2 separate regions of the Homo sapiens genome follow, and region 2 is linked to region 1. The links are chromatin loops, found by intact Hi-C in ENCODE. Cell type or tissue: mammary epithelial cell. All regions are shown on one strand. Each heading gives the region's core, and the rest is flanking DNA. Links, peaks and the distances in the headings are about the cores only.

Evidence for each region. Hi-C counts contacts between places; a loop is a spot of excess contacts. Peaks named below come from ENCODE experiments on the same cell type or tissue, not always from the same donor. Only the 100,000 strongest peaks of a DNase experiment are listed, where the experiment ranks them.
Region 2: a loop joins it to region 1, with 7 times the contacts of the local background. A loop is called at or near these places in 5 of 110 quality-filtered maps.

The regions. Positions count from the first base shown.
Region 1 is chr10:502,941-519,408 of GRCh38, reverse strand. All of the region lies in intron 1 of DIP2C (disco interacting protein 2 homolog C), which reads left to right. Among named protein-coding and RNA genes, the nearest start is that of DIP2C-AS2, 120 kb to the left of the region's middle. RefSeq lists enhancers at 4,394-4,894, 11,873-12,452. In mammary epithelial cell, for the core only: a CTCF peak has its summit at 8,218 (motif pointing left); a DNase peak (open chromatin) is centred at 8,178.
Region 2 is chr10:1,063,638-1,078,953 of GRCh38, reverse strand. It overlaps WDR37 (WD repeat domain 37), which reads right to left. Exons shown (of 14, transcript NM_014023.4): 2 at 6,661-6,838; 3 at 951-1,047. The coding sequence starts at 6,798. Among named protein-coding and RNA genes, the nearest start is that of WDR37, 15 kb to the right of the region's middle. In mammary epithelial cell, for the core only: CTCF peaks have their summits at 3,761 (motif pointing right) and 4,698; no DNase peak of the experiment used is centred there.

The DNA.
Region 1 (16,468 bases), core at 4,218-12,217:
GAATGAGTTCAGAAACCTCGAAAACTCAGCAGTGCAGGCTTTGGGCATGACCCATCCAGCCCCCGGGGGTCTTTCTCTGAATTTCCTTCCATGGCATCCACCTCATCCCAGGGGCTCCCCTGTCCCCTTACAGCTGTTGGCAGCTTCACAGCTTCCTCTGCCTTCCCTCCTGGGCCCTGGTGTGGCCGGGGCAGCTAGTGGCTGTGCAGACCCTGCAGCCAGGAGATCGTTGGTGCCAGCGGCTTAGGCCTGGGTTACCTGAGCCAAGGACTCCAGTGCACAGCTGGGCTCACCCCTAATGGCTGGATCGGAAGCCCTTGGGCTGCAGGTGGGGGTTGGATGTTGAAGGACAATCTGCAAAGCAGAAGGGGAAATGGGTGTGCTGGATGGACAGCTGGAGGAGTCTGTGCAGAGCCTGGGACCCAGTGCAGATGCAGAGCTGGCATGGGGAGTTTGACACGGCCACCATGGAAGTGGGCAAAGTTACAGGCTTCAGACTGACGTCGAGGGGCTGGTCTAAAATGATCCTCCTTTTCCTTTAATCCTAGTAACTGCTGGAGGTGGGATCTGTGGTGGCGGTGAGGAGAGACAGGGATTTTAATTAAACCTCTTTCTGGAAGAGGGGAGTAGCCATCTCTGTAGGACGGTGAGCATTGTCGTCTCAGGCAGCTAAGGCTGCTGTAACAAAACACCATTGACTGGCCTCTAAACAACAGGAATTTGTTTCTCACAGTTCTGGAGGGTGGAAGGTGGCATGAGGGTGCAGCATGGGTGGGTTCTGGTGTGGGCCCCTTCCTGGTTGGCACACGCCTTCTCTCTGGCCCTGACACAGTGGGAGGGCAAGAGAGTTGCTGGGCCCCTTTCTGAGGCACAAACCCCATTCATGGGGCTCCAGCTTCGGGAACTCATCACCTCCCAAAGACCTCCTGACACTGTCACGTTGGGGGTGAGGATTTCAACCTGTGCGTTTCTGGGGGAAAGCCTGTGTGGACACTGAGCAAGGTCAGAGCTGCAAGTGCGTACACATCAGGGCCAGGGGAGCTGCCAGCGGTGCAAGAGCAGGGTTTCAGCATCAATCGGAGCTGCTTTCCTGGCAGTTGTACTCATAAGCTATCCTGGCAACGCCGCTTTTCACGAAGGAGTCAGTCAGGCAGCAGGGGCAGCAGGTGGTGTTGCCAGAAGCTTGGAACTGACGGGTCAGCAGAGAAGAGGCAGAGGCCATGACCTTGGGGTGGTCAGCAGCACTGGGTGTCCGCCCTCCAGGCCTCATGCCTGTGACTGTGCAGAGACCGAGCTGACCAGGACTTGCTGGCCAGTGTGGCTGTCAGGCTGGTGATATCGGGGTGTGCTTTCCATGTGATGTTCCCTCAACCCCACGCCCACCCCACCAAACTGCCTAGCAGAAATCATGCTGCCTTTCCTTGATGAAACGTTGAGTTTCCTGTGGAGGTGTAGGAATAGCATGATTTGGCTCAAGTCAAAATACTTTGTGGTGAAACTGCACAGAAGAGGATCCTAGGCTTCCATTTGACGTTTAGACAATGCCTGAGGGTTACAGGACCCTCTTGTTAAAAAGCACCAGATGAGAAAGGCTACTGGTTGTTAATAAAGAGACCTTTTATATTATCACAGAGAGGGTGGCTTGAGATAAATTCAGTGTAACATACTTGTGTTTGTAAGCCGTCAATCAAAGGGACCATCTTTCTGCTGGTGACACGTTTCTGGTATTGATTTTGTTCTGAAAAAGGATGAATGGCATTCGGTAGAATCATTCCAAAATTCACTTGGAAGGCGTCCATATGGTGCCTTCTTTTCTTCTGACATTCTGGGTATCATGAGGAATTATTCTTGCCTTCACCGCCAGCAGGAGGCTTTTCCCAAACACCTGCTCCTCTTCGGCGTTGTGGGTGTGAAGGGGTCAGAGTGACCCTGTCTTCATGGAGCTTTCAGACACCAGGACAGTGTGGGGCGGAGCGTCGGGCTTGGGTGGGCCAGAGGCTTTCCCCAGAAAACAGCTGCTGACTCAGGACTGCCCTCGACTCCCCTCCCTTGTTCCTTCACCTAATGTCTGAATTAGGGCTGTGTTCTACCATAGTGGGGGTGTCATGTTAACTGGAAGTGTGCTTTTGTTCTGGGCAGTAAGTAAATTCATGGTACATTTGCCAAGGACAGCAAGGTTTGATTTGATGAATCCAGTGGAGAAATGGAGAAGGGAAAAGGAGAAGGGGCTTGGCTGGATGGGGATGTGTATGATGGGAGCGGAGAGGGGCGGCCATGCAGGCTGGTGGGATGGAGGGGCCAAGTCCGTGTTTCCATGGAGTCTGTCAACGTTTGACTGTGCCACTAGACCTGAACCTCTGTGCTCTACTTTTAAAAACCCCCACAGTGAGGAAGCCCCTGATGGGCCTGAGTTGGTACTTCCTGTGGCCATTGCTGGGAAGTGCCGCGGATGCCTCTCCTGGCTGATGATGGCCCCGGGCCTGGAAACTGGGTTCATCCTGAGCTCTGCGAGGGGCTTGGGTTCCATGCACAGCAGGCACCTGCGCATCCCCCTCCCCCATCCCCCTGTCCCCCCTCCCACCCTACCCCCTGTCCCCCCCCCACCCTACCCCGTCCCCCCCAACCCCCTGTCCCCCCCCACCCTACCCCCTGTCCCCCCCCACCCCCTCCCCCTTTCCCCTCCCTTCCCCCCCTTTCCCCTCCCTTCCCCCCCTTTCCCCTCCCTTCCCCCCCTTTCCCCTCCCTTCCCCCCTTTCCCCTCCCTTCCCCCCCTTTCCCCTCCCTTCCCCCCCTTTCCCCTCCCTTCCCCCCCTTTCCCCTCCCTTCCCCCCCTTTCCCCTCCCTTCCCCCCTTTCCCCTCCCTTCCCCCCCTTTCCCCTCCCTTCCCCCCCTTTCCCCTCCCTTCCCCCCTTTCCCCTCCCTTCCCCCCCTTTCCCCTCCCTTCCCCCCCTTTCCCCTCCCTTCCCCCCCTTTCCCCTCCCTTCCCCCCCATCCCCTCCCTTCCCCCCCATCCCCTCCCTTCCCCCCCATCCCCTCCTTCCCCTCCCCATCCCCCCCCTCCTCTCCCCCGCCTCCCATACTGCCCGGTTGTCCCTAATGGAAGAGAATCAATGATGCCACTTCACTGATCTCCAGGGAAAGCAGGTCAACAACAGGTTATAAACGTGGGAACATTTTGGAAAAGCTGTCATCTGCTTGTCAGCTCCATCTTTCCTGCCCGGAAGATGTAGGGAGAACCTGCCTTCAGCCCACCCTCATCCCATAACAGGATGGAGGACAAAGGTACAGAGACCCAAGTCATGCCAGTGGCTTCAGGAAACCCCCTCGTTTCCTCTCGTCGTGGAAGTGGAAACCATCCCACTGGACTAGATCTTCCTGGGGAAGCCCCTTCACCCCGAAAGCAAGGAATCTGGTTTGAGCACAGACATATTCTTAGTGCCATCACTTTCTGCAGCTAAACTCTCCGTGTGTGGCCTGTTAATCTTGCTAGTTCAGTGTTATTGGGTCCCAGGAGTTTCTGTGGGTTGATGGCAGGTGTTTACCATAGTGTTTAGAGACGAGAATAGAATTTTATCTATTGTGTGAAAATCAGGTGATAACCATTGCCGTGTGATTGCTTGGGTTGGGTGGGGGCGGTGCTCATAGCTTTTTCTGAAGGCTTTCTTATTTTTATTTTTATTTTTTTGAGAGACAGTCTCACTCTGTTGCCCAGGCTGGAGTGCAGTGATGCGATCTTGGCTCACCGCAACCTCTGCCTCCCGGGTTCAGGCAGTTCTTCCTGCCTCAGCCTCTTGAGTAGCGGGATTATTAGTGTATGCCACCACGCTTGGCTAATTACAAAAATTTTTAGTAGAGACAGGGTTTTGCCATATTGGCCAGGCTGGTCTTGAACTCCTTACCTCAAGTGATTGGCCCACTTTGGCCTCCCAAAGTGCTGGGATTAAAGGTGTGAGCCACTGCACCCGGCCCGATCCTGACATCTTTTAAATCTGCCTTCATGAACCAAAAGCCAGTCTATGTTTGAAAATCAGCTTGGAAGAGCCTAGGAGGAGAGGGATGTACTTCAGCTAGGTAAATAACTATGCATATGTTAAAAATATAGGCCACAATCTACCTCAAATGTTAACTCTTCTGCTTTGTATTTTATATCCATTTATGGTTATTCTTTCAGTATTAAGATTTTTAAAGATTCTTTTGACAATTATGGACAAGTTACTATTAAAACTCAGCTGCATTTGTAACACTTTAAAGAACCAATTGGATGACATTTTTTTCCCTGAGGCATTTTGGATAGTTATGTAATTAACGTTTATAATTCTTAATAGTGATAACACTAAGTGTTAAAATTATGGAACAATTTGTTTTTCTGAAAATTACTATCTGCCTGCTCACCAGGTGGGAGCTGATGAGAACGTGGACGTAAAAATTGTTTTTAGCTTGTATAAAAGAAGTTAAAAAAAGCTTGTTTTTTGCTACTACTGAAGTTGCTTAGCTACAGAAATGAGGTTATTGCAGGCACCTAGAATTTTACCCCCTTCACTTCCACAGTGGGAATAAATCCTCCAAGCACAGGAATCCGACATTCTGATATTGAGACTCCTAGGCATAAAGCCCCCCATGGAAGGGGGGTGGTGATTACGTGAATGTTGGCGTTGATACGGGCATCCTCCAAGCCGGACGCAGGGAGCAGGGACGTGCAGAAAGACCAGGTCCCTCAGGAGCCATGAGGAAATACGGTGTTGGCAGCAGTGGTGAGGGTCGGTGTCAGGGGCCAGGAGGAGGTGGCGAAGGGAGCATGTGCCTCAAGGCAGCCCTGGAACCCGCGGTCCTTGGAGTGAGGTCTGGTCTGCAGGGGGACACGGACGGCCATGCGGTGAGGCCCACAGACAGCCTGGACTTGGCTGCCTCAGAACCCTCTGGTGAACATTGCGAACGGCCCTGCAGGGTTGCAGTGTAAATTCCTCGGACAAAGAAGACGCCTGGAACTGTTCCCGGCACGAAGCCAGCACCCTGTGAATGGTGGCCGTTGCTGTTGTGACTGAGTGCCGTCGAACTGGGGGCATTTGTTCTGCTCAGTTCACTTAATTGGGCCAGGAGTGGGGTTGCCATGCCTTCAACAAGCTTGACGTATTGAACGAGAACTGAGTCGATAATGCACTGTGTAAATACGCTCTCCTGGCTAGAGTGAGCAAAGCCCAAGGAAGGGGGGTGGTTCTTCAGTATTAGCAGGTGTTTGTGGTGGGGCCAGCTGTGCGGCTGGCAGGGCGAATGCACCAGGAAGCCTCTGTCCCCCCGAGGTGGCCAGCATTCCTGTTACACATGCTATAGGCAGAAGGTGGGCACTGCTGGGGAACTTGCTCATGTTCCTGTTCTCTGATTGGAAATTCAAGGTTTCTGAGCATCCTACATCTGAATTTGTACATTGCCAAGACTGTACACATTTCAGCACTGTTTTTTCTGCTTTTTGGATCTATACAACCTGGCATTTGGCCGTGGCTTCCAGGACAGGCTGGATGGTGAGTGAAGTCCTTTCCTCACTGTCGATGTTTGCAGATGTCTTTTTGTATAAACTTTGTATTTCTTGAGAGGTTCGATTAGGTTTTTACTTAATGAGACTTTTAAAATTGCCATGCACATGATTCTACCAGTTACAATCGTGAGCTAACGTGAGTTTTTGGTTTTACTTTGATGAATGTTTAAACATGTGCAGGCTGGACATGGGGTGGGGGTGGAGGTCATTTATCTACTTTTCATTTCCTTCTTGGTTATACTTAGTGACTTTCAGGTAAGGTGTGGAAGGCGTGGTACAGGGTGAATTGCAGGCTGCAGTGTGGCGCAGTGGACCGCGGTGTGGCACGGTGGACAAGAAGCATGGGCTGCGGTGTGCTGTGGTGGACGAGAGCCACGGGCCGTGGTGTGGCGCGGTGGAGGAGAGGCGCGGGCCGCAGTGTGCTGTGGTGGATGAGAGGTGCGGGCTGCAGCATGCAGTGGATGAGAGTAAAGGGGAGACTTCCGTCCTTGAGGGAAACACGCGACAAACAATTTTAAAAACTGATCATCTGGCTTACATGGTCCAACAAATTCAGTTTGCAAAGTTTGACTTCTAAGTTATTGTAGTAACTTTTCCCCTAAGTCATTAATTTAGTAGCTTATGTTTATTTCTTTTGTCTAAAGCGAGTCATAAATTCTAACATGAACGACTAAACATGTAATAATTTAGGCATACAGCACCTGAAGGGAAAACTGCCAGTATGCTAAAATATTGGATACAGATGCTTAAAAAATATAATGTAGCACTCTTAAAATGCATGTGCTTTTAGCATGAAACTTGGTGAGTAGTTTTGAGCTATATTTGTAGGAATGTGTATCTTGAATACTTTAGGGCCCCACTGCAGATGTGTGCGTGAGATGTATAAATACTGAATGTTCTTCTCCCTTCCCTTAAATGAAAAACATTAGCTCCCTTTTTTTTTTTTTTTTTTTTTTCCTGAAGTGGGGTCTCGCTGTTGTCACCCAGGCTGGAGTGGAGTACAGTGGCGCAATCTCGGCTCACTGCAACTTCCACCTCCCAGGCTGAAGTGATTCTCCTCCCTCAGCCTCCCTAGTAGCTGGGATTACAGGCACCCACCATCATGCCTGGCTAATTTTTGTGTTTTTATTAGAGATGGGGTTTTGCCATATTGGCCAGGCTGGTCTCAAACTCCTGACCTCAGGTGATCTGCCCACCCCGACCTTCCAAAGTGCTGGGATTCCAGGCGTGAGCCACTGCCCGGCCAGCTCCTTTCTATAATGATGTATACAGTTGTTTTTGCTTTTTGTTTTTTGAGATGGGGTCTCACTCTGTCGCCCAGGCTGGAGTGCAGCAACGCAAATCTTGGCTGACTGCAGCCTTCACCTCCTGGGTGATCACCTCTCAGGTGATCCTCCCACCTCAGCACCCTGAGTAGCTGGGACTAGATACATATCACCACGCCCAGCTAATTTTTTATTTTTATTTTTATTTTTTATTTTTAGTAGAGACAGGGTTTTGCCATGTTTCCCAGGCTGGTCTTGAGCTCCTGGGCTCAAGCAATCTGCCTGCCTCAGCCTCCCAAACTGCTGGGATTACAGGTGTGAGCACCACATCTGGCCCATTTTTTTCCCTTCCAGGATTAGAAGTCAACTTTAAAAAACGCTTCAACCTTGCAAATTTAATTTTCCATAATAATATGCCTCTAGGATAAAAACAAGACAGAAACAAAGAAGTATAGGTGGACTGCAGTTAAAAATTGTCAACACGACATTGCTTAGGAAGGTTGACATTTACAAAGAGCAGGAGGCCCGTTCATGCCTTTGTAAGAAGGCACTGGGAACGGCCGTCTGTGGGCGACCCTAACGTGTGCGGTGTCCTGAGAGGTGATTGTGGTGCTCACGCTTTTACCGAGGGCCTCCCGGGAGTACCAGAGGCTCTTCTCCCGCAGTCGGCCAGCCAGGCAGCAGCAGCTGGAGAAGGAACAGACAGTAAAGGACAGATATACACGGTGTTATCGTGTCACACAGGTTAAAGCCAGGCTCACTTTGTTCTTACAGTTTTGAAAAACTAATAATGAAGTCCTTAAATATGTATTGCATTTCAGGATTTTTAAGCGGTTGTGGGTGTGTCTGTGTCTCTCTCTAGCTCCTGTTCGGTGCTCCCTGTGAAGAGAGCTCGGAGCCGCCACCCTTCATTGTTGAGGTGACAGGGCCTGGAGAGGTGTGAACCCCGTGGAGGGGTGACTGACTTGTGGGGGGAGGCTGGGTCAGTGTCGGGATCCACCTCCCACCACGTTCCTCTAGGGAAGCCACAGTTCTAAGTCTTTATGGGTAAAATGAACCTGGAAGACGTGTTATTTTTTAAGAAGTAAATGCTATGTTCTTTTTTCCTCATACTTCTCCGTGTTTAAGCAGCATTGAAGGATAAGGCACTAGTAGCACCTTGGTTTGGAAACAATCTTGTTGGTTATTTTACGTTGAATCTGATATTAAGGTTGCCTGGTAACAGAAGTTTTCCTTTAACGACATGGAACTCTGTTGAATCTGTTGCCCCATTGGCTGAGCCGCCTGAAATCAGTGCTGTGGCAGCTGAAGAGGCCGCTTCCCCTTGGAGGAAGCCGCTGGATTGGCAGGACACACCGCCCTTGATTGAGGCGAGTTTGCAGGAACTCCACGCTGGCACCTGCTGCTCTCTCCTGCCCCCTGCTGGCTGGCCAAGCAGCATCGCGACAGTGTGTTCAGCGTGAATGTTCACTGGGGCAGGCCAAGGCTTTTGTTCCAGAAACACCGACTTCAGAAACGGCTGTGTGTATTGAGCATGGCAAGAAAGACTTACGTGTGTCTTAAACCTCTTGAACAAAGCACGTCGATGTTTCAACTGCATCTCGAAGGCTAATAGACTTTGCTGTGGTCAATATTCAGGAGAAAATAGGTTTTAATGAGATAAAGACATGAGTGGCAAGTGACATGTTTGTGCCCCCGTATGACTAAGTGATGTCCTGGCTGTCCCACACCACCAGCTCTGAGCAGCCAGCATGCAGATATTGGGTCAATTTAGATATCCCTGATCTTTACGGAGGTTTGATCAGGCAGCTCAAGAGCAGATAAACACAAATGCTGACTGGAAACCCCGGCACACGGAGGCGCTGGAAACAGCAGGCTGCTGTTAACGTCACAGTGAGATGCAGTCAGCTGCTCTCTCAGGGGTGTCAGCTTCTTTTGCTTCTAGATTTCCGTCTGTGCTGCAATAGAGTTTTGTTCAGCTTATCCCCATTGCTCTGCTGTCTTCGCTGTTAAAATCTCAGCCAGCACTTGGCTCTGACCCTGCAGTAATTTCACTGTGCGGCTGCCCAGGCCTGCCTGGCACGGCTGTAAAGCAGGCGAGAGCTTTCCGGAAGGTGGTCACGAGAACCCCAGGCGGGAAAGAGCGTTGCTGGTCCACATACGGCAGTGCACCTGCAGCTGAGCATGTACGTGCACGTTCAGGCTAAATATAGGTGCAGGAGAGAAGAAAACTGCCTATGATTAGTCACTTAAAATGCCGAATACCCAGCCCCTGAGACCCTAGGACACAGAGCAGGGGTCTTGGAGACGGCAAGGTGTGTTGAAGTCTGGTTTTATCATTTAGTTTCTCCAAGCAGCATTTTCCTCATCTCTAAACTGGGGCTAACAACTGCCCCACATAGATTTGTGAATGGAACCAATGAGTGTAAAGTGGGGTAGCCCCCAGGACCTAGAAGGGACTCAGTCAGTTTCAGTGGTCATGCGTGTTGTACGGGTCCCCCAGGAAGGCGATTGCTACAGATAACTCCCTCCGTTCGATGTCACTGAATGTTAAAGTGGGACCTTGGCTTCTGATGTGTCTGGTTTGCTGCAGGCCGCGCTGCACCCCGTGGTTCCTGAGCCCTGGGCTGAAGTAGCCCTGCTGCATTGCCTGTGCCACTTTTGCTGTGAAAGGAGAACTCCTGCCCTGGGAAGCTTCCTCTTGCTGCTTAGCCTGATGAGCACCACAGGCTGCAGCGAGACCCATCTGAAGCGTGGGTTGGGAGGAGACTGCGGCGGCCCTGTCCTCTCCAAGCTGCTCTCCATGCCGAAGCGTGGGCTGGGAGGAGACTGCGGCGCCCCGTCCTCTCCAAGCTGCTCTCCAGGATGGGAGCGACTTTGTGGGGTTTGTCGGCCCTTCTCTGAGGTGTCCTGTGTCTCATGGATCTGCTTATGAGCCCCCTTAGATGCCTCTCTCTCGTCTGGACGAGCACCCTCCAAAACACTGCCTACCACCCGGATCTCCTGGCGCAGAGTGAGGTCACACCTGCAGCCCTTACCGCACAGAGTCCCTGAGATATTCGGCAAGAATGGGAATGGGCTGTGTGTGAGTTTCCGCTGCGGAAGCCGGCTCTGCTCCGTAGTCTGTCTTTGGGGTGTGGGATGTTCCGACCTGCTGTGTCCATCTGGAGCTGCCTCGGGGTGGGAGGGGGAGCAGCGCGGATGGATCCAGGGAAGGACCTGGTTGAATCCCAGCTGCTCACATACTTGTTGCTGGTCTTGGACAAGCTCCTTAGTGTCTCTGAGCTTCAGTTTGTCTGTAGGAGGAGGATGCTGCAGAAGTCTGAAGATATCGGTGCGTGCGGGAATACCTGGCGCGGTTAGGACGGGTTTTCCTTCAGTCTCCTCTATGCCCCTCCCCGGGTGAATCAGTATCCACGCGTGCCACCAGGGAATTACAGTCAGTCTAAAAAACCAATCGACCCCTAGTTGTATGGTCAAGCATCGTGAGTGTCCTTGCCAGGAAATGCCACTAGATATCTTGGGCCTGCTCGTCTGTCCACAGCAGTCCCTGGAACAGGCCGGTTCAGGACATGGGAGGTGGGAGTCAGTGTTCTAGCGAGGACAGGCTGAAGTTAAAAGGCTCATTTACTCTGTGAAGGGGTGCCCAGGATGAGACATCCAAGAGGTGCCAGGTGGCTGACCCTGGAGGTGGACGGTCGGGTCAGAGTGGCCGCCTTCCAGCACTGCTGTTGGAACAGCCGTGTTTTCGAGTGATGCCTTTTTTGGGTCATGCAGCCCTGATCAGTAGTACACAACTTCCCATCTCCAGCCAGTCTCGTCTCGCCATCTCCTGTATGTGCGGTACAGTTGCCTTTAAGTGGCTTCTTCTGGACGCTGCGGTTAGGGTGGCAGCAAGCAAACATGGGAGGCTTTTTTCTTACGTTGACCAAAATACGTGGGGCCAGCTTTGCATGATCCCATTCAGCATCACACTTGTCCATCAGCCACTCACCCATCCATCCATCCCAGAGAGTCCTGGACCAGACCATTGAGTGGTCTTTGCTGCGAAGAGCTTAGCGGCTCACAGGAAATCCGGAACCAGCACAATGGTAACAGTGCAGCAGGACCTGTCATTTATCAAGGCAGTATGCTGGGCCGGATGCGGTATGAAATTATCCAGTTAGGTAAGCACTGTTAGAATTAACCCCCTTTTGCCTACCAGGAAATCGAGGATGGGGGCATTAACGCTGGGGAGCAAGGGAGTAAGGGCACACATGGAGGGGCTGAGGGCCTGGGCACTCTGAGCCTGTGGATCTGCGCCCAGGCTGCACGGGCACCGGAGATGCTGCTCTGGAGTGGGTGAGGGGCTCTGGGGAAAAGATGGAGCCTGACATGGGTAAGATTTGGATATTTTCAGAAGAGATTTTCAGCCTGGAATGAGGGTGTAAGTGACTGAATCGCGGTGGTGAGCCAGAAAGCCTGGCTGCACGAGCTCCTCTGTGGCGTGAGGGAGGAAGGCGTTGGGGGAAGGTGGCTGAGCAGAGGTGCTGGGTCATCAGGAGCTGCTCTGTGCTTGGAAAGGGAGGGAAGGGCAGCACCCTGCACTGGAAGAGCACAGAGACGTGGTTGCAGCTCTTCCTGACCAGGACAGGCACAAATGGTGCTGATGATACAACGCATGGACTCTGTCTTCAGAAAAAGATTGTGGAAAAGTCTTCTCCTGTCTTTTAAAACTTGGGCCCCTCATTTAAACTTGGTGGCCTCAGGTGAATGGTCAGGAACAGTTTCTGAGGATGATGCAGAGATTGTCTGCAGCCTCTGATTGTGCTCAGGTTTTCACAGATGGGGTGGGACATGGGCACTGGGCTGGAATGCTCTAACCTTCGATCTTCAATCGTCAGTACTGAAAGGAATGTGCGGGAACAAACTCACCTGTGCGCATATGTATCGTTTTCAAAGACGGACGAGCTTTTGGGAAATATCTAAAGATTTCAAGTTTTGAAGGAAGCTGAGATGACACTGGAAACATCAGGAATCTTGGCTGATGACCAGGTCCGTCACCGCGCACACAGTCCCTAACCTCGCACGCCTCTGATTGGACACAGCGGGTGACCGGGTCCCTAACCTCACACACCTCTGATAGTGCACAGCGAGTGACCAAGTCCGTAACCTCACGCCTCTGTGCATAGCGGGTGACCAGGTCCCTAACCTCAAAAGCTTCTGATTGGGCACAGCTGGTGACTAGGTCTGTAACCTCGCACAGCTCTGGTTGGACACAGCGGGTGACCAGGTCCCTAACCTTGAAAGCTTCTGATTGTGTGCAGCTGGTGACTAGGTCTGTAACCTCATACGTCTCTGATTGGACACAGCGGGTGACCAGGTCCGTAACCTCACGCCTCTGTGCACAGCGGGTGACCAGGTCCCTAACCTCAAAAGCTTCTGATTGGGCACAGCTGGTGACCAGGTCTGTAACGTCGCATGGCTCTGACTGCACAGTGGGTGACCAGGTCCCTAACCTCGCATACCTCTCATCGTGCACAGCGGGTGACCGGGTCTGTGACCTCACACCTCTTATCGTGCACAATGGGTGACCGGGTCCGTGACCTCACACCTCTTATCGTGCACAGTGGGTGACCAGGTCCTTGACCACACGCCTCTCGTCTTGCACAGTGGTTGACCGGGTCCATGCCCTCACACCTCTGATCATGCACAGTGGGTGACCAGGTCTGTGACCTCACACCTCTGTGCACAGTGTGTGACCATGTCCATAACCTCACACCTCTGATCATGCACAGCTGGCGGGTGCAGGACCCACTTCAGTGAGGGGCTCGTTTCCTGGGTGTGAGGTGGGAACGTTGCGTGGCTCGCTAAGCCCCTCCTCCGTGCTTTGGGGGCTCCAGGCTGTGGCCGGCAAATAGAATGTTGTCCCGGGAGGCCACTGTGTGTTGGGGGATAGGAGGCAGCTGCAGACTGCAGGAGTGCCCAGCCCCTTGGTGCAGGGTGGTGTAGGCATGCGTGTTGCTGGGAGTGCCTTCTGCATGTGAGTACTGGGGATTCTATTCTGGTACGTTGGCGTATCATTCAGCGTCCCCATCACATTTGAGATGAACTGTGCTCTGTGAGTGGCCCTGCCCTGGGTCATGACCACACGCTGGACTTGAGCTGTGGGAGCCACATGGACAGTTGAAAGCCTCAGACCCCAGGGCTACACACACTGAGATTTCCCAACTGCCTCTCCCCAGGCCTTGGGCTGATCCCCCTTGCTGCTGCTGTCCCAACCCCTGACATGGCACAGCTTCCCTCTCAGAAGATGTCATGCAGCTTGTCTGCTCTTCATAAATCTTATGCACATTTGGATGCCTTAGCTTCATGCAGAAGTCCTGCAAGCAGGAGAAAATGGAGCCTTGACTCTGGGCTGGTGGTCTCCAGGCATCTCTCTCCAGCTGCATCCCAGCAAGTCAAGGTTATTTAAATGTGTCTTCCGAAGGGTAACGAGCATGGGAAGCATGTCAATGCCATGCAGTGTGAGGTGGTTCTGGGAATAACAGTACCTAGCAGCACATACCAGCACTCCCTTGTGCTGCCAAATGTGACATCGTGTAGATGTCACAACCTCCTTTTGTCACCTGCGTTCCTAATCCCCTGGATTTCTCAGCTTCTTTACTTCTCCAGGAGAAAACCTGCCCCATTGTCCTGTTACCTCTGAAAGGGAGTTTTTACAGCAGGAGATGATGCTGTAGCTGTCAGTGTAGGCACATGCAGCATCCTACTGTTGTCAGGTGCGCCCAGAGGAAATATGGCTGGGCAGGTGGTCCCCATCTCCTGTGGTGTCAGGGGCACCCACAGGAAGCACAGCTGGGCAGGCAGCTCTGTCTCCCTGGTGTCAGGTGCACCCAGAGGAAATATAGCTGGGCAGGTGGTCCCCATCTCCTGTGGCGTCAGGGGCACCCACAGGAAGCACAGCTGGGCAGGTGGCTCCATCTCCCTGGTGTCAGGTGCCCACAGAGGGAATATAGCTGGGCAGGTGGTCCCCATCTCCTGTGGGGTCAGGGGCACCCACAGGAAGCACCGCTGGGCAGGCAGCTCCATCTCCCTGGTGTCAGGTGCACACAGGAATCACAGCTGGGCAGGTTGTTTATTGCCAGGAAGTACAGCTGGGGATCAGTCGAGAGCCTCAGGCAGGGGGTTAATAGATTGGAAAGGTTGAGAACCTTGGCTTGATCACTAACACACAAATTGTGGCAGTAGAAGGTGGAGATGCCCCTGTCCGTTCCTCAAATGTTTTGCTTTCTCCTGTTTCCTGAAGAGCGTCTTGTTGCCTCCTAAGATAGCTCCTGCGTGTATATCTGTATATCCTTGTAGAGGGACTAGAGACACTGCTGGGAAGTTAGTGACTCTGTGTTGATGAGGTGCCGGTTATTAGTCTGTTGCCTTAAAACATCAGCAATTGGAATTGCTCCTCGGAACATGACTGGACCCGTTGCCGTTTTCTGTACAGTTTTCTTTTGGGGAGATGCACACGGTTCCGGGAAGGGTGCTGGGCTGCAGTAATATGGGTGTGGACACAGGTCCCATCAGAATAGTATCCCTTGGAGGGCAGGGTGGGGATCCCGCGGGTTCACGGCGGTTTTGCTGAATGAATGAATGAATGAATGAACGAACCTAGCACTGAGAGTCACATGAGCTCATATGGAAACAGCTTGGAGTGTTGAGAAATGGAGATTGAAGAGCTCACCTCTTCTCTGAGTATGACGGGGTCAGCACCGCTGGAGCTGAGGGTTTGACATGCAATGAAAGCCGTGATGCAGCCATAGTGCGATTTGGTTTATATAGCTATTGCCTTCTGTTATGAAGCTGAAAAGAACCAGGTTAGCGGCCACCTGCTACTCAGGCCTTATGCTTTCTTAGGAAACAGTAAGATGTACTAAATTTTTAGTGTTAAAGTGACAGAACATGGGAACACGGGAAGCGTCTCATCTTGTCACTTGTGACTTGGACACGGAGCCCGTGGGTGCTTCTCTCCATGGTCAGACTTGGTCATGGAGCCGTGGGTGCTTCTCTGCATGGTCAGACTTGGTCACGGAGCCGTGGGTGCTTCTCTGCATGGTCATCTTGCAGCTTCTGAGTCCCATCCTCGCTCTCCCGGCCTAAGGTGGCTGTGCTAGGGATCACACCTGCAGGTCTGACGGCAACATTGTGTGCTGGGTTTCTCTCCCAGGACTTCCAGGTAGTTCGTGCCTGGAATAGTTCCATGGTAGCAGGGTATCAGCGGGTGGCCAGCCTCGGCACGCCTGCATGGATTTGCCGTCTCGGGGGTGGGAGCCCCATGGCAGACGGCTGTTTCCCTTGCGTGCCTCTTCCAGCGTGGCCTTTATTCTCCACAGGGCGTTGGAACTGATTTTTGCACAACAGTGATTTGACAGTGATTGATACGCTGTGGGTCTCCAGCCCAAGGAGATGGGGATAAATACTCTTTATTGCTCTTTCATGCTCTGGTTAGGAAGGCAGTTAGGTTGAAGGCTGCAGTTACCACCTGTGTGTGTCGTGAGATGAAGAGAGAGTATTTCCATGAAATCCTCTCAGGTTACAGAATTAGACCAGTTGTATCTATAACCCAGAAGTTGAAAGCAGTTGACTTTAAGTGTGATCAGGAATCTGGAATTTAATTTCTGAGTAAAATAATTACTGTGGAAATGAGTCTTTGGACTTGGAATTGAAATCAATGGTTGTAAATTTAGGGTAAGTCACAGTAATGGGTTTAGACAAAACGTCTGATGTAGGCGGCAGAGATTTTCAGGTGTATATAGAACCGTGATGAAAACCATAGGGGACAAAGGAGGATTGTCCTGTCCTGAAAGATGTAAAAATGCGGTTACAAATGCAGACCTCAGTGTGCATATAGAGGCCAGCAAACGTTAACTCGGTGTTTGGCACAGCAGAGGGGTAAGAGCCGAAGGAATATTGCTGGATGTTCTTCAAATGACTCTTCCCTCTCAGGGTGGAAGCTGTGGTTAGCACCCACTGGTTTTGGGTCTGTCAGTGACGACTCCTGGATGGTCAGGTGGTGCTCTCAGAGAAAGAGGCTAGGAACACTTCCATGGTTTTCCGCCAGCTTTAAGATACATCTTTGTAGCCCTTGGTTCCATTTGTTTCTCCCTTGTAGTTTTATTTTGCTTGTTAAATTTATGTATAGTAGCACTGCCACTCTCTTTTGTGGTCAGTTCTTTTAGTTTCCGAGTGCTTATTATGTCCATCCACTTCATTGAAGTGTCTGTTCGATCTTTGCCAGTTTTTAAATTGGAACGTTTATTGTCCTGTTTCTTTCCCTTTCATGTAACTTTTAGCTTGTCTGCATCTACAGAAAGTCCTGGCAGGATTTATGTTGGAATCATGATAAGTCCGCAGGTCGGTGTCCTGGCGGGATTTATGTTGGAATCGTGGTAAGTCTGCAGGTAGGCATCCTGGCGGAATTTATGTTGGAATTGTGGTAAGTCCGCAGGTCAGTGTCCTGGCGGGATTTATGTTGGAATCGTGGTAAGTCTGCAGGTAGGCGTCTTGGCGGAATTTATGTTGGAATTGTGGTAAGTCCGCAGGTTAGTGTTCTGGCGGAATTTATGCTGGAATTGTAATAAGTCTGCAGGTCGGTGTCCTGCCAGGATTTATGCTGGAATTGTGGTAAGTCCGCAGGTCA
Region 2 (15,316 bases), core at 265-8,264, 560 kb before region 1:
ACCACACCACTTAGTTACAGAGTGAAAAACAGCTTAACAATGGAAATGCTCTTTGTTAGTATTCAACCTTTGGAATCAACCTGTAGATAAAGCATGAAAGACTTGATTGTAGTTACATTTGTCTAGTACAAATTTTATAGTTTGGGTGTGGTGGCTCACACCTATAATCCCAGCACTTTGGGAGGCCAAGGTGGGAAGACCACTTAAGCCCAGGGGTTTGAGACCAGCCTGGGCAACACAGTGAGACCCTGTCTTTATATATATAAATTTTACAAACACAAACCCTGAAGGAGAAAAACTGGAAAGTAATAGAGCAGCGCAAAGGACCTGTTTATTTCACTGTGAAGCATTAACACTAAAGCGGATAGATCTAAAACCAGAAGATGATTACTTACATTCACAGGACTAACCACCAAAAGAACCAAAAGCAAAAACATGCAGAAAATGTCTTCCTTTGAAGAGTGCGATGGGCTTGAGGGGTAATGGTAGATTTCTTTTTATACTGTCTGATAAATTTTTAAGCACATATGGCCATTACTTCCAAAATAAAAAAAAGATAAATTAAAGCCAAGCTAATTCAAAATTGTTTTGATTTGTCTTTAATAAGTCAGATATAGTATATGCATCAATTTTCAAATGATGGTATATTAATAAAAAAGTAAATCAATGTTTTCTCAATTTATGGTGTACTTGGTGTAGGGAAAATGATAAGATCCATGTATTTTTTATTTTTTATTTTTATTTATTTACTTTTGAGACGGAGTCCTCGTGGGAATTATACCAGACCCACAGAACTGCAAGATGACAAATCTGTGTTAGTTTAAGCCACTAAAATAAGTTTAAGTTTGCTACAGCAGAACAGAAAACTAATATAGTGATGAATGTCTATTCATAAATTTGACTATGGATAGGTAAAGCTATAAAAGTATATTAAAATAGGAGATACTCACATTCTAAGTTTTCGATATAAAGGTTTTCAAATTCTCTTTCTATTTGACCAAACAGTTCCAGAAGTGTACTGCGAACCGAGGAAGGCAGTTTAGAATCCTGCAGAAGAAGACTTTGTTTAAAATGAATGAATGAATGAAAAACTCTAAGTACAAATATGCTTTTTCCAAAGTGAATTATCTTTTATTGTAAACTCTTATTTTGTATTATTACATATTTTTATATATAAAATGCTTAAAGAGTTTAAAGTTCCAAATTTCTGCCAAGGAGACTATAAATCAAATTGTATAAATGGCTACCTAGTATGATATGGGATTTGAAAATAAACACTCCTTCAAAATAACACAATTTTTCCCTTTACAAGAGAGGACATAAGCCTACCTTATTTTAAAACTTCCAAATTTGGAGAGAAAGGCGGCAGCTCCCATAAATGAACTATTATAAACAGCCTCTGAGTGCCATCATACGCTATCCTACAAGTATTTTAATCTGCTAGACCCTCATGGAAGAGGCACCTTTGCAGAGTTCCCGCCACACCCACTGCACTTTAAGCAAAAGCACAGTCACTCTCCCATCACTCGACATAACACCTAAAAGAGTGTTGTGAAGAGGAAAAAAAGAAAAATTTCACAAAAAAGAGCCAAATGTCTATTAATTGAGTGAAAACATTAACTTTTTATTTCCTGCCCAGGCCACGCTCTTCATGCCTGTGTGTTTCCCGCACCCCTGGGAAGGCGAAGGGAAGGAGCTACATTGTCAAGTGTGGTCCAGCAAGTAAGCAGGTCCTGAGCACCAAACATATCACAGGCACTCACTGCTTGGACCCACCAGTCAACAGGAGCCTGCTAGATACAGCCATGTGCCACTCCAACCTCCCTGAGGGCATGGCCTATGCACTATTTGGTATGTGTCCCCTACTCCCAACACCCAGAGTAATTTTCAAAAAAATCCCCATCAAATATTTCTAAAATAGTGTTTCAATACTTACCTTTTTTTTTTTTTTTTCGAGACAGAGTCTCGCTCTGTCACCCAGGCTGGAGTGCAATGGTGTGGTCTCGGCTCACTGCAAGCTCCGCCTCCCAGGTTCAAGCAATTCTCCTGCCACAGCCTCCCCAGTAGCTGGGACTATAGGCGTGCGCCACCACACATGCTGGCCAGGATGGTGTCAATCTCCTGACCTCATGATCCGCCCGCCTCAGCCTCCCAAAGTGCTGGAATTACAGGCGTGAGCCACTGTGCCTGGCTGATACTTAATGGGACTTTTCAAATTTACATATAGCATAAACTTTTTTATTCTGATGAGTCGTAAACTTTTTTTTTTTTTTTTGAGATGGAGTCTCGCTCTGTCACCCAGGCTGGAGTGCAGTGGCGCGATCTTGGCTCACTGCAAGCTCCGCCTCCCAGGTTCGTGCCATTCTCCTGCCTCAGCCTCCTGAGTAGCTGGGACTACAGGTGCCCACCACCACACTCAGCTAATTTTTTGTATTTTCAGTTAAGACATGGTTTCACAGTGTTAGCCAGGATGATCTCAATCTCCTGACCTCATGATCTGCCCACCTCGGTCTCCCAAAGCTCTAGGATTACAGGCATGAGCCACCGCGCGTGGCCGAGTTGTAAACTTTTTAAAAAGATGCACTATATTTATTAAATCCTTCTGAGATCAACTTAAAAGACAGAAATTTTAGGGAAAAATGACAGCATTTTAGCAATGTGAGTTTTACAGTTATCACAGATTTCTCACAAAAATTTTACAAACCACACACACACACGCACACCCACATATATATACTACTTTAAATACTGAATCTACTGAATTGGTACTATAGCCTCTAAACATCCTTCTAAAACCAATGAAGAACACGGAAAAAAAAAGAAAGGAAAATGTAACTATAAAAATTAAAACTAGGCCATCAAAAAGGACATCCCAGCCAGGCACAGTGGCTCACGCCTGTAATCCCAGCACTTTGGGAGGCCAAGGTGGGCAGATCACCTGAAGTCAGGAGTTCGAGACCAGCCTGGCCAACATGGTTAAACTTCGTCTCTACTAAAAATACAAAAATTAACCAGGAGTGGTGGCAGGCACCTGTAATCCCAGCTATTTGGGAGGCTGAGGCATGAGAATCGCTAGAACCCAGGAGGTAGAGGTTGCAGTGAGCCAAGATCAGTACCGCACTCTAGCCTGGACAACGGAGCGAGACTCCGTCTCAAAAAAAAAAAAAAAGAAGTTCCAATAACTATGAAACATAAGCTTGTGCTGAACTGAGAATCACTATTAGTATTTTCCCTGCCCTGTGGCCTCTGCACGCCCCATTCCCACTCTGTGAACATCCCTCCCCACAAGCATCCCTCCCCAAAAGCCCTTCTGACTCCTACACAAGGCCAATCTCCTCCTACAGAATCAGTTCCTACTCATCTATACCCATCATGTTTTAAGGCTCTTATTGTTCAGCAACTAATTACATCATGTCATATATACTTGAATATTAAGTGCATATTAATATAAAAGTAGTTGCTAACACATGGACACAGGGAGGGGAATATCACACACCGGGGCCTGTCGGGGCGTTGGGGGGCTGGGGGAAGGATAGCATTAGGAGAAATGCCTTATGTAGGTGACAGGTTGATGGGTGCAGCAAACCACCTTGGCACATGTATACCTACGTAACAAACCTGCTCGTTGTGCACATGTACCCCAGAACTTAAAGTATAAATTTAAAAAAAAAAAAAAAAAAGGAATTGCTATGGAAAAGAAAGCTGAGAAGTCAGCATTAACCTCACTTTATAATCAAGAAACTAAATGCACAGAGAAATGAGGACTTGTCCCACTAGAGGGCAACTTGAGCCCAGGAAGAGCGCGCTTACAAAATGACTTTCAACCTTTTCCATCAGTTCTCCCTTTCTGTGCCATTCAATTTCACAGACTCTCAAACGAGTTGTTGAACTTTTGGTACCACTTGAGAAAACTCAAGACACTACTGCCGTGACTCAGCAAAGCTTTTAAATGAATTTCTTCCATCACATCGACACCAACACACACCTGAAAGCACCTGCACGCACGTGCGGGAAGCAGCCAGCTCTTCAGGCCGCAGCCAGCACTGTGTGCACGTGGACGTCGCAGTTCTCGGCAACGACAGACCTCCTGCGCCTGCGCGAACCTGGCTTTCTAAACTACTTCAGACTGGCAAATCTGAGATGTATAAAGTTAAACCTAACACGATGTCTCCCTCAGACTCATCTGCCCTCTCTTCTATATTGCTGCTCCTCAACAACTGAAAGGGCGTCACTCTACACTGTCTAGAACGAGCCCACTCCTACGTTAATCAACACCTCCCTGTTCTGAGATCGCCCCCCTCACACCTACCATGCCAAACGCGTGCGGCAGACACCACAGCTCTCTCCCGCCCACGGCAGGGGGAAGGCAGAGCACCTCACGGGGGCCACTCACCTCTCCCGCCCAGGGCAGGGGGAAGGCAGAGCACCTCACGGGGGCCACTTACAGAACATGCTGACCGGTCCCACTCCGAATCACTGCTCATTGAACAAATGAGCTCCGTCTAGGGAGCGAGCGTGGGAGACACAGGCCAAAGGTGGAGCAGAGGACGAGGCCGTGCGGCTTGGAGACCTCTGAGCTACCTTCGTGAGGGTTACCATGAGATGCAGTCACCGCCTCTGCTGTGTCACAAAGGAGAATGGGCATTCAGGGCCCAGAAAAGAACACTTTCACCCCAGGCAGGAGACAACTCTAGAACATGCCAGCAGGGGAGGCTGCAGGGTTTCCACTGCTAGAAATGTACGTGAACCTACAAATTAGGAAAACCTATCTTGGACTGCTTACTCACACTGTCCAATAGGGTAGCCACTTGCCACATCTGACTATGTAAATTTCAATGTAATTAAAAGTTTTAAAAATTAAAATCTCATGTCCCGGGACACTGGCTACATTTCAAGTGCTCAGCAGCCACGTGACTGGTGGTTCCCACATCAGACAGCAGATACAGATACAGACACTGCCCCCACCACAGGAGTCCTGCCGCATAGCTCTGCTGTCTCCTAAGTGCTGTGTTGAACGGGGTCCACAGGCCCAGGACCTCAGCATGCGACTGTGTTTGGAAGCAGGGCCCTGAAAGAGGTGGTGAGAGTAAAATGAGGTCATAAAGGAAGGCCCTCCAGTATGACAGGGGTCCTTGTAAGAAGAGACTAGGACAAGACACGCAGAGAGGGACAACTCTGTGAGGACACAGGGAGAAGATGGTGTCGGCGAGCCACAGACAGAGGCCTCAGGAGGAACTAGCCCTGCTCACACCTTGATCTAGGACTTCCAGCTGCCTGGAAGGACCATGAGAAAATAAATGTCTGTTGTTTAAGCTGCCCAGTCTGTTAAGCTACCCAGTCTGTGGCATTATGTTATGGGAGTCCTAGCAAAGTAATACACTAAGAATACCAAAGCTATTTTTGTAATTTTTTTGAACACTAAGTTAAAATGTAATCACTTTTTATAGAAATTAGAACCAGGTACTGGTTTATTTATTCAATGCATAATCATCTAATTTGAGGTAAAGATCCTCTTCGTGGCAACAGTCATGTCGGATTCTGGGTTCACACTGCTGTATTCAGTGTAGAGGTCCCGGCCTCGAAGTCCTGGCATAAAGTTACCCACATGGTCCTAACAAAATCCAATATTCACAGAAGCCAATTTCTCAGGTTTAAGCTTTATCTTCCTACAGCATTATGGCTGATGAATTTGTTCTAATTGTGAAGGAATGGTTGTAAGTTTACATATAGTTATATACATATATAACCATATATTAGATATATCTAGAGCTTATTTTAATATAAATATACTGCGTCTAGACTTCACAACACTCTTTAAAAATTCTGACAGAATTTCATCAGCTATAAATGAACTAGAAAAAGTATAAGCAAAACTTATCTTTATCAAAAATAATTAGTTCATTTTAATCCAAGAATGACATACTCATGGCGGCAGAGACAAGGATAAACCTAAGCAAAGTCACTAAAAGATCTGATTCCAAAAACTCTTCAGAGAACAGAAAGAGATCATTAAAAGGATATGATACTCTTCTTTTCTTGAGACTGTTAGAGACAGAAAACCCAGAATTGTACTGTCCGCAAGCCTGTACAAAGAATAAAACTAATCCCAACTCTCATACCCACTTTGATTTGTTATTACTTAGTATACATATGCTAACCCATCTGTGTATGCTGTTGTATTTGATAGAAGTTTTAATGAGTTTATTTTGGGGGAATTTGGGAGGGGTGATCTTTCTTCTTAGTAACCCAACCCTTTTTTTTTTACTTTGGAGACCTTTATATATTTGGCTACTTTTATAACGTCACAGACACAATCACCATCTTTAAAATAAGGCCTTGATCCCGGGGCCGGTGGCTCACGCCTGTAATCCTAACACTTTGGGAGGGCGAGACAGGTGGATCACCTGAGGTTAGGAGTTCGAGATGAGCCTGACCAACATGGTGAAACCCTGTCTCTACTAAAAATACAAAATCAGCCGGGCATGGTGGCACATGCCTCTAATCCCAGCTACTCAGTAGGCTGAGGCAGGAGAATCACTTCCACCCAGGAGGTGGAGGTTGTGAGCGGAGATCGCACCATCGCACTCCAGCCGGGGAAACGAGCGAAACTCTGTCTCAAAAATCAATCAATCAATAAGGCCCTAATCAATCGTAGCTTACTTGTCCTTCTAACATGTCTCTTGGCAGTCCCGTCCTCTCCTGCTCCGAGCTGTTAGTTCTTCGTATAGAAAGGCTATGGGATTTGCGCTTCTGTTTTGTTTGGCGAGCAGTCGAACAACTTGCGCTTTCTGTGGGCATTACTTCTAGGAGGTAGTGTCCTGGTCACTCCTGCAATAAGCTAAAAACAGCAAGAAAAAACAGTGTTTCTGATACAGCGAGTTGAAACAAAAGAAAAACAGTGAAGAAGATAATGATGACTTCTAATTACAAGCTTCCTTACTATAGTTAACATTAACTATATAATTTGGAATATGACAAATTAAGATGTTTTAAGGTAGGGACCACAGCCTTTATTAAAGAAGTAATTTCTTTATCAAATTTCATTAACATCTTAAGTATCAAATGGCAAAAAAGAGGTTTAAAATTTAAAAAAAAAATTGCTCTCCCTTAACCCAACGGAATTCCCCAGGCACAGTCTACTCCCCCGAGGGAACCAATGTTAATTGCATATTCTAGACTACACATTCTAGACTCATGCTGTCCAATAGGAATATAATGCAAGTCATGGATGTAAATTTTCCAGTGTCCACATTTTTAAAAATAAAAGCATATGAAATTACTTTTAATGATTTACTTAACCCAATACGTTTAAAATATTTTATAGTCAACATAAAAAACAATGGGATATTTTATGATTACCTCTTTGAAATTCAGCGTGTATATTTACAGCATATCTCAATTCAAACTAACCACATGTGATTAAGTTATTCAAATCTCTAATTTAAATATTATGATTTACCCACTTTGGGCATTTTCTACTCATTCCCTGTTATTATCCATCCTTCCTCCCAATTATATCACTACGTTACTTACTACAATCTTAGGTAATATATTTACACACATATCTTCTTTCTTCAACTACAGATTTTGCTATTTTGAACATTACCTGCTGATTTTTTGCTATTACTGATCCCTCCTCCCATGAACACAATCCTATCATCAGGCCAGCTCAGCACCTCACTGTCAAAGAATGCCTGACCCATATGCAGTCAAAGGCAAAGCAGGACACGCCCACGACCTCCCAGACGCCAACATGCCTCCATCATCTTCTTTTAGAGAAAAGACTGGCCCAAGTCCCAAGAGCAGGGGATGGTTCTGTGAATATATCAGCGTAAAGGAAAAATACGCTAACCTTTAAAATACACATAAGGACTACGTAAACATCTAAATTCCAAGTAGACAGTTACAATGGTGACTTACGCAACAGCAATAGCCTGAGCCTCAAGGCAAGACCTTATTTCTGGTGTGCCCAGCCCTCTTCATTATCAACTCCTTAGACATTACCAGGTGCAGACACACATCCCTGAAATGCTACTCCTTTCCTTCCAAATGGCTCTCACTTACTCAATAGCCCTAACACCTCCTTACTTTGTTATAGAATGATTCCTTTTCTACAATATTTTAAAATCACTAGCGTTCCCTTCTTTTTAAACAAGTCAGCCTGTTTTGAAAAATAAGTTTATCTACACATAGAAGAGAGTATTCTTAACAGAGATGAAATGTATTCACAAAAAATTTAGAGTGTCTTCCATAAAGGTTATTAATAACATAAACAAGATCTTTCCTATTCAGTTTATTAAGCATTCTAATTATAATCCTAAATACCAAGGATGAAAATATTTTTCTAAGAGAAAATATTGTCACTTATAAAAATTCACTTCATTTATTTTTAATATTATAAATAAAACAGTAGAAATCAACATATTTAACCTTAGAATTCAAGGAAGTCGTAGCATTTTTCTAAATATCTCTTCTAAATGTCTTTCTAAATATGAATGTGAGTATATACAGTTTAGCTTTGTTTCCTGTTTCTTACATACTATGCAGAACTCTCATATATAAATTTTGTTATTAAAACTTTTTTAAAAGCCAAGCATAACCCAAAAATGTTAGAAAACTGGAAGACAGTTTGCCTATTATTTAGGACAGTTTTTAAAAGCTTTAACTTAATCACAAGCTTCTAGTAACTCTCAACCAAAACAGTCATGTGAGTTATGAAGTTCCCAATTTTTTTTTTTTTTTTTTTGAGACAGAGTCTTGCTCTGTCTCCTAGGCTGGAGTGGAGTTGCACGATCTCAGCTCACTGCAACCTCCATCCCCCAGGTTCAAGCAAGAATCTCGTGCCTCAGCCTCCAGAGTAACTGGGACTATAGGCATGCACCACCATGCCCAGCTAATTTTTGTATTTTTATTAGAGACAGGGTTTCGCCACGTTGACCAGGTTGGTCTCGAACTCCTGACCTCAGGTGATCCACCCACCTCAGCCTCCCAAAGTGCTAGGATTACAGATGTGAGCTATTGTGCCTGGCCTCAACTTTGTATTTTGAAATAACTGCAGATTCACAGGAAGTTGCAAAGATGGTCCATATTTCCCCAGTGGTTACATCTTACATCATTACAGTACAATCTGTTAATTTGTTAGTTAATTTCACTAAACCAACAAACTGACATTAGTATAATGTGTGTATAGTTGTCATTCTGTTACATATATAAATTCCTTTAGGTGCCACATGTTCAAGATACAAAACACTCCACTCACCATACAGATCACCCACACTACCCATTAGTTACCCCAACTCCCTGGCACCATCCCTCAACTCCTGATAACCATTAATCTGTAACCATCTCTACAATTTTGTCATTTTGAGACTGTTATGTAAATATGATCAAAGAGCAGTTACCCTTTTTGAGATTCTTTTTTCCACTCAATTTAATGGTTACGATCCAACCAATTTTCTGCATGTATCAACAGTTTTTTCCTTTTTATTACTAGCTAGTGTCCACAGTATGGACATTTAACCATTTGTTTAACCATTCACCTGCTGCAAAAAAAAAAAAAAAAAATATATATATATATATATATTCTTTCCAATTTTTTTACTATTACTAATAAAGTTGCCATGAACAATAATATACAGGGTTTTATGTGAACCTAAGTTCTCATTTCTTTTGGATAAACAGCCCAAGAATAAGGCTGCTCAGTCACAGGGTAAATGTATATTTAGCTTTAAAAAAAATCTTGATATACGATTCACACACCATGTAAGACACCTATTTAAAGTGCACAATTCAATGGCTCTCAGTATACTCAGGAAGTTGTGCGATCATTACCACAATCAACTGTACATTTTTATCACCCCAAAACGAAGCCCCACACCTATTTGCCCTCACTCCTCATTTCTCCCACCCACTTCCCAGCTAGCCCTAGGCAACCACTAATTTACTTTCTCTCCATATGAATCTGCCTGTTCTGGCCATTTCATAAAAATGGAATCATACAACATACGCTCTGGTCTGTGACAACCAGCTTCTTTCACTTAGCACAACGATTTCAAAGTCCATCTATGTTGTAGCATAGTGGTAATGTATTCCCTTTTATTGCCAAATACAACTGACAGACATTTGGTTGTTTCCATATTTTAGGTTATTATGAAGGTTAAAGTGCAAATTTCTTGTATGTGTATACTTTTATTTCTCTTGGGTATACCTGGAAACAGAATTGCTTATGTTTAATCATGTTTAGTTTTTGTGGTTTTTTTCTAAGAGTGTCAAACTATCAGTATTTTCCAGGGTGGCTGTTTCATTCTACATTATCATCAGGAACACATGAGAGATTCAGTTATCCACATCCTCACCAGCATTTGGTATTGTCATTACTCTTTTATGAAAATTTGTCATACATGAGAAATTTTGTGCCAGGTATACAACACAGTCATCAAGACAGGCTATTTAGGGTGTCCACCACCCCAGTAAAACACTGTTTGTTTTTTTGTTTTTTTGAGACAGAGTCTCGCTGTCGCCCAGGCTGGAGTGCAGTGGCTCAATCTCGGCTCACTGCAACCTCCGCCTCCCGGGTTCACGCCATTCTCCTGCCTCAGGCGCCCGCCACCACGCCCGGCTAATTTTTTGTATTTTTAGTAGAGACGGGGTTTCACAGTGTTAACCAGGATGGTCTCCATCTCCTGACCTCATGATCCACCCGCCTCAGCCTCCCAAAGTGCTGGGATTACAGGCGTCAGCCACCGCGCCCGGCCTAAGATACTGCTTTCTTAAGGATAGTCACCCTACTCTGCTGTCAAACACTGAATGTATTCCTTCTATCATACTGCATGTTTGTACCTTTTAACTCTCTTCTCATCCTCCCTCCGCCCCCGACTCACACCCTTCCCGGTCTCTATTATCTATCTATTTTTCCACTGTTTACCTCCATGTGTTCACATTTTTTAGCTCCCACATGTGAGAACATGAGACATGACTTTTTGTGCCTGGCTTATTTCACTTAAAATAATGGCCTCTGGTTCCATCCATGTTGCTGCGAATGGCATAATTTCATTCTTCTTATGGCTGAATGGTATTGCAGAGTGTGTGTGTGTGTGCGCACCACATTTTATTTATCTAGTCATCCGTCAACAGGCACTTAGGTTGATTCCATACCTTTGCTATTGTGAACAGTGCTGTGTATACCTGCAAGTGCAGGCATCCCTTTGTCACTACTTTTTTATTTAGCTGTTCCGTTAGGTGTGTAATATCTCACTGTGATCTTAATTTGCATTTCCCTGATGGCTAGTGACACTATCTTTTCATGTGCTTGTCATCCACATATCCTCTTCAGTGAGGTGTCTCTTCACACCCATTTTCTAACAGTATTATTCGGGTTTTTTACTGTTGAGATTTAAGAGTTCTTTACATACTCTATAGTATGAATTATATGTCACATAGGTTAAGCTGCAAATCATTTCTCCCAATCTGTTGCTCTTCATTCTAAGAGTTTTTCATGAAGCAACACTTCTTTAATGTTGATAATTTTTTCTATGCATCACACTTTTAAAGTCATGACAAGAACTTTTCATGAATCCCTAGGGGCCAAACATTTTCTCCTGTTTCTCCTGAATTTTTTATAGTTTTCTGTTTCACATCTAAATTTATTACCTATATGGTACTGACCTTTTTATAAGGTGTAAAATTTAAGTCAAGGTTTTTTTGTTGTTTGTTTTCACCTGTGTATCCAATTATCCCAGCCTCATTTGTTGAAGATGATCCATCCTAGATTGAACTGCTTTGGACTTTTGTCAAAAAATCAACTCACTGTACTTGTGTGGGGTTATTTCTTGGTTCTCTATTCTGTTCCACCGATCTACATATTTATCCTTCCACCAACGGCAGTGATATGGTTTGGCTATGTCCCCAGCTAAATCTCATCTTGAATTCCAATGTGTTGTGGGAGGGACCCAGTGGGAGGTAACTGAATCATGGAGGGGCAGGTCTTTCCCGTGCTGTTCTCGTGATAGTAAGTCTCACAAGATCTGATGGTTCTATAAGGGGGAGTTTTCCTGCACAAGCTCTCCCTCTCTGCCTGCCGCCATCCACGCAGAATGTGACTCGCTCCTCTTTGCCTTCTGCCATGATTGTGAGGCCTCCCCAGCCATGTGGAACTGTAAGTCCAATAAACCTCTTTCCTTTGTAAATTGCCCAATCTCAGGTATGTCTTTATCAGCAGCGTGAAAATGGACTAATACAAGCAGTTTCTATTATTGTTCTGTATGTCTTAAAATCAGTTACAGTGATTCCTATTAAATCTTTCTCCATTTTGTTTTATCTATTCTAGTCCTTTGTCCTTCCTTTTACATTTTTGAATAATCTTTTACATATCTACAAAAATCTTGCTGGGATCTTGATAGGAATTGTGTTAAATCTGTACATCAATCTGGGGAGAAATGGTATATTTATTATGCTGAGTCTTTTAATCTATGAATACAGTATTTATTTAGATCTTACTTTCCTCCATGTCAAGGTTTTTTCTGCATTAGTCCTAGTATCGGGCTGGGCGAGGTGGCTCACGCCTATAATCCCAGCACTTTGGGAGGTCAAGGTGGACGGATCACAAGGTCAGGACTTCGAGACCATCCTAGCTAACACGGTGAAACCCCGTCTCTACTAAAAAATACAAAAAATTAGCAGGGCGTGGTGGCAGGCACCTGTAGTCCCAGATACTCAGGAGGCTGAGGCAGGAGAATGGCATCAACCCGGGAGGCGGAGGTTGCAGTGAGCCAAGATCGCGCCACTGCACTCCAACCTGGGTGACAGAGCAAGACTCCGTTTCTAAAAAAAAAAAGTCCTACATATCTTTTCTCCATTTTAGACTAACATCTCTCTTTTTATTTTTTGTGTAAGTTTAAATGATACTGTACTTTTATTTTGGTTTCCACGTTAATTGCTAGTATAAATACAACTGGATTTTATGTATTAAACGTGTACATTCTTGCTGAACCTAAAGTTCAAGATTTTTTGTGGATTCCTTGGGATTTTCTATGTCAACTATTAAGTCATCTAAAAAAAAAAAGGACAGTTTTATTTCTTCCTTTGTGGTTTGTAAGCCTTCTATTTCCTTTTACTACCTTATTGATTTGGCTAGAAATTCCAGTACTATCTTAAATTACTATAGTGACAGCAAACACCCTTGCTTTGCCCTGAATATTCGGGTGAAAATATTGTGTTTCACCATTAACTTTGATGCCAGCTATAGATTTTTTTGTAGGTGCTGTTTATCAAGTTGAAAACGTTTCCCTCTATCATTCATTTTCTGAGTTTCTTTCACGAATGAGTGCTGAATTCTATCATGTTTTTTTCCTAGTAGCTTTTTTTTTTTACCTACTGACAGGACCAATTACACTCATGACTTTCAAACATTGATCCAACCTTGTAGCCACAAAATAAACTGCACTTGTTCATGGTGTATCATTCATTCTCTCTCCCTCTATTCTCTTTTTTGCCTTCTCGTGGGGTAAACATTTTTTATAATTTCATATTTATTTACCTACAGTATTTCTGAGTTTGCCTGTTTTGTATAACTTTTTAGTGGTAGCTCTAGGTTTTACATTATACATTTACAGCTTATTGTAGTCTACTGATTATCAACATTTTACCAGTTCACATAAAGTATACAAATCTTACTTTCCTCTATGCTTCTTTACCTTTCCCCATTTATAACGTAATCACAAATATTTCCTACACATACACTGAGAACCACACCACGGTTATGCTTCAAATTCCAAACACAATTTAGAAAATAAACGAATACTAAATTGACCGATATTTTTGCTGTCCATTCTTTGTTCTTCCCTCCTGATGTTCCCACATTTCTTTTGTCATTTCCTTTCTGTTTGGAGAATTTCCTTTATTTGTTATTTTCATAGAGTAGGTCAGCTGGAGATAAATCATGTGAAGGAAGTTTTCACTTGATATAAAATTCTGAGTTGATAGTCCTTTTCCTTCAGCACCTGAAAAAAATGTCCTGCCACTTCCTTATGCCCTCCACAATTTCTGATAAGATCCACTGTCAGGCCAGGCACAGTGGCTCATGACTGTAATTCCAGCAAGCGTGAGGGAGGCCGAGGCGGGCAGATCACCTGAGGTCAGGAGTTCAAGACCAGCCTGGCTAACATGGTGAAACCCCGTCTCTACTAAAAATACAAAACTAGCCAGGCGTGATGTGGCATGCCTGTAATCCCAGCTACTTGGGAGGCTAGGGCAGAACTGCTTGAACCTGGGAGGCAGAGGTTGTAGTGAGCTGAGATCACACCACTGCACTCCAGCCTGGGTGACAGAGCAAGATTCCATCTCAAAAAAAAAAAAAAAAAAAAAAAAAAAAAAGATCCATTGTCACTCAAATTGTTTCCCACTACAGGTCAAGTGGTATCTCTCTTACTATGCTTCTGTCTTCAGTTTTCAGAAGTTGGCCTGGATGTGTCTTAGCATCTTTGTGTTTATCTTCTCTGGGTTTATGCTGCTTCTTACGTCTGAAGGTGTATGGCTTGCCAAGTTTAGGAAACATACAGCAGTGATTTCTTCAGACACGTTTTCCCCCCACCCCGTCCTTCTCTCTTTCTAGACCTCTGATGACAGATGTTGCATCTTCTGTTAAAGTCCCACGGGCCCCTGAGGCTCTGCTCACTTTTTTCCAGTCTATTTTCTCTCTGCTGTTCAGATTGGGTAACTTCTATTGTTCTATCTTCAAATTGACAGCTTCTTTTGTCTGTCCTCTCCTTTCTGCTGCTAAGCCATCCACTGAATTTATTTCACATATTCTATTTTTCACTTTTGAAATTTTGTGTTTCTTTTTTACATCCTGTATTTTCTTCCTGAGGCTATTTGTCGTTTGTCTCGAATGTTAATTGGTTATTGAAGCATTTCTACAATCGCTGCTTTAAGGTCCTTGTCAAATAATTCTAAACTCTGTGTCATCTCTACGTTGGCATCAGTGGTCTTTTCTTACTGAGGTTGAGATTTTCCTATGAGTGATTTTCCATTGAAATCCTGACATCAGACTCAGGATCTGATGTAAGTCTTCTGTTAGAGCAGGCCTCTGCCAGGTGGATGTGGACGGTGAGGTGGAAGTTGAGATTCCCACTCAGCCTCCACGGACCCCTGCATGAGAAGGAAAGTTCAGCCTCCTGCCGAACTTCCACTCCCACCACCAAGGCTGAATCAGGGCTGCCTCCGTGCTGCTCCCTATACAGTCTCCCCCACACCACAGGGGGGTGGCCTCATGACCACAGGGCAGCAGTAAAGTTCCTGAGTTTTGCAAGGTCCCTCTTAT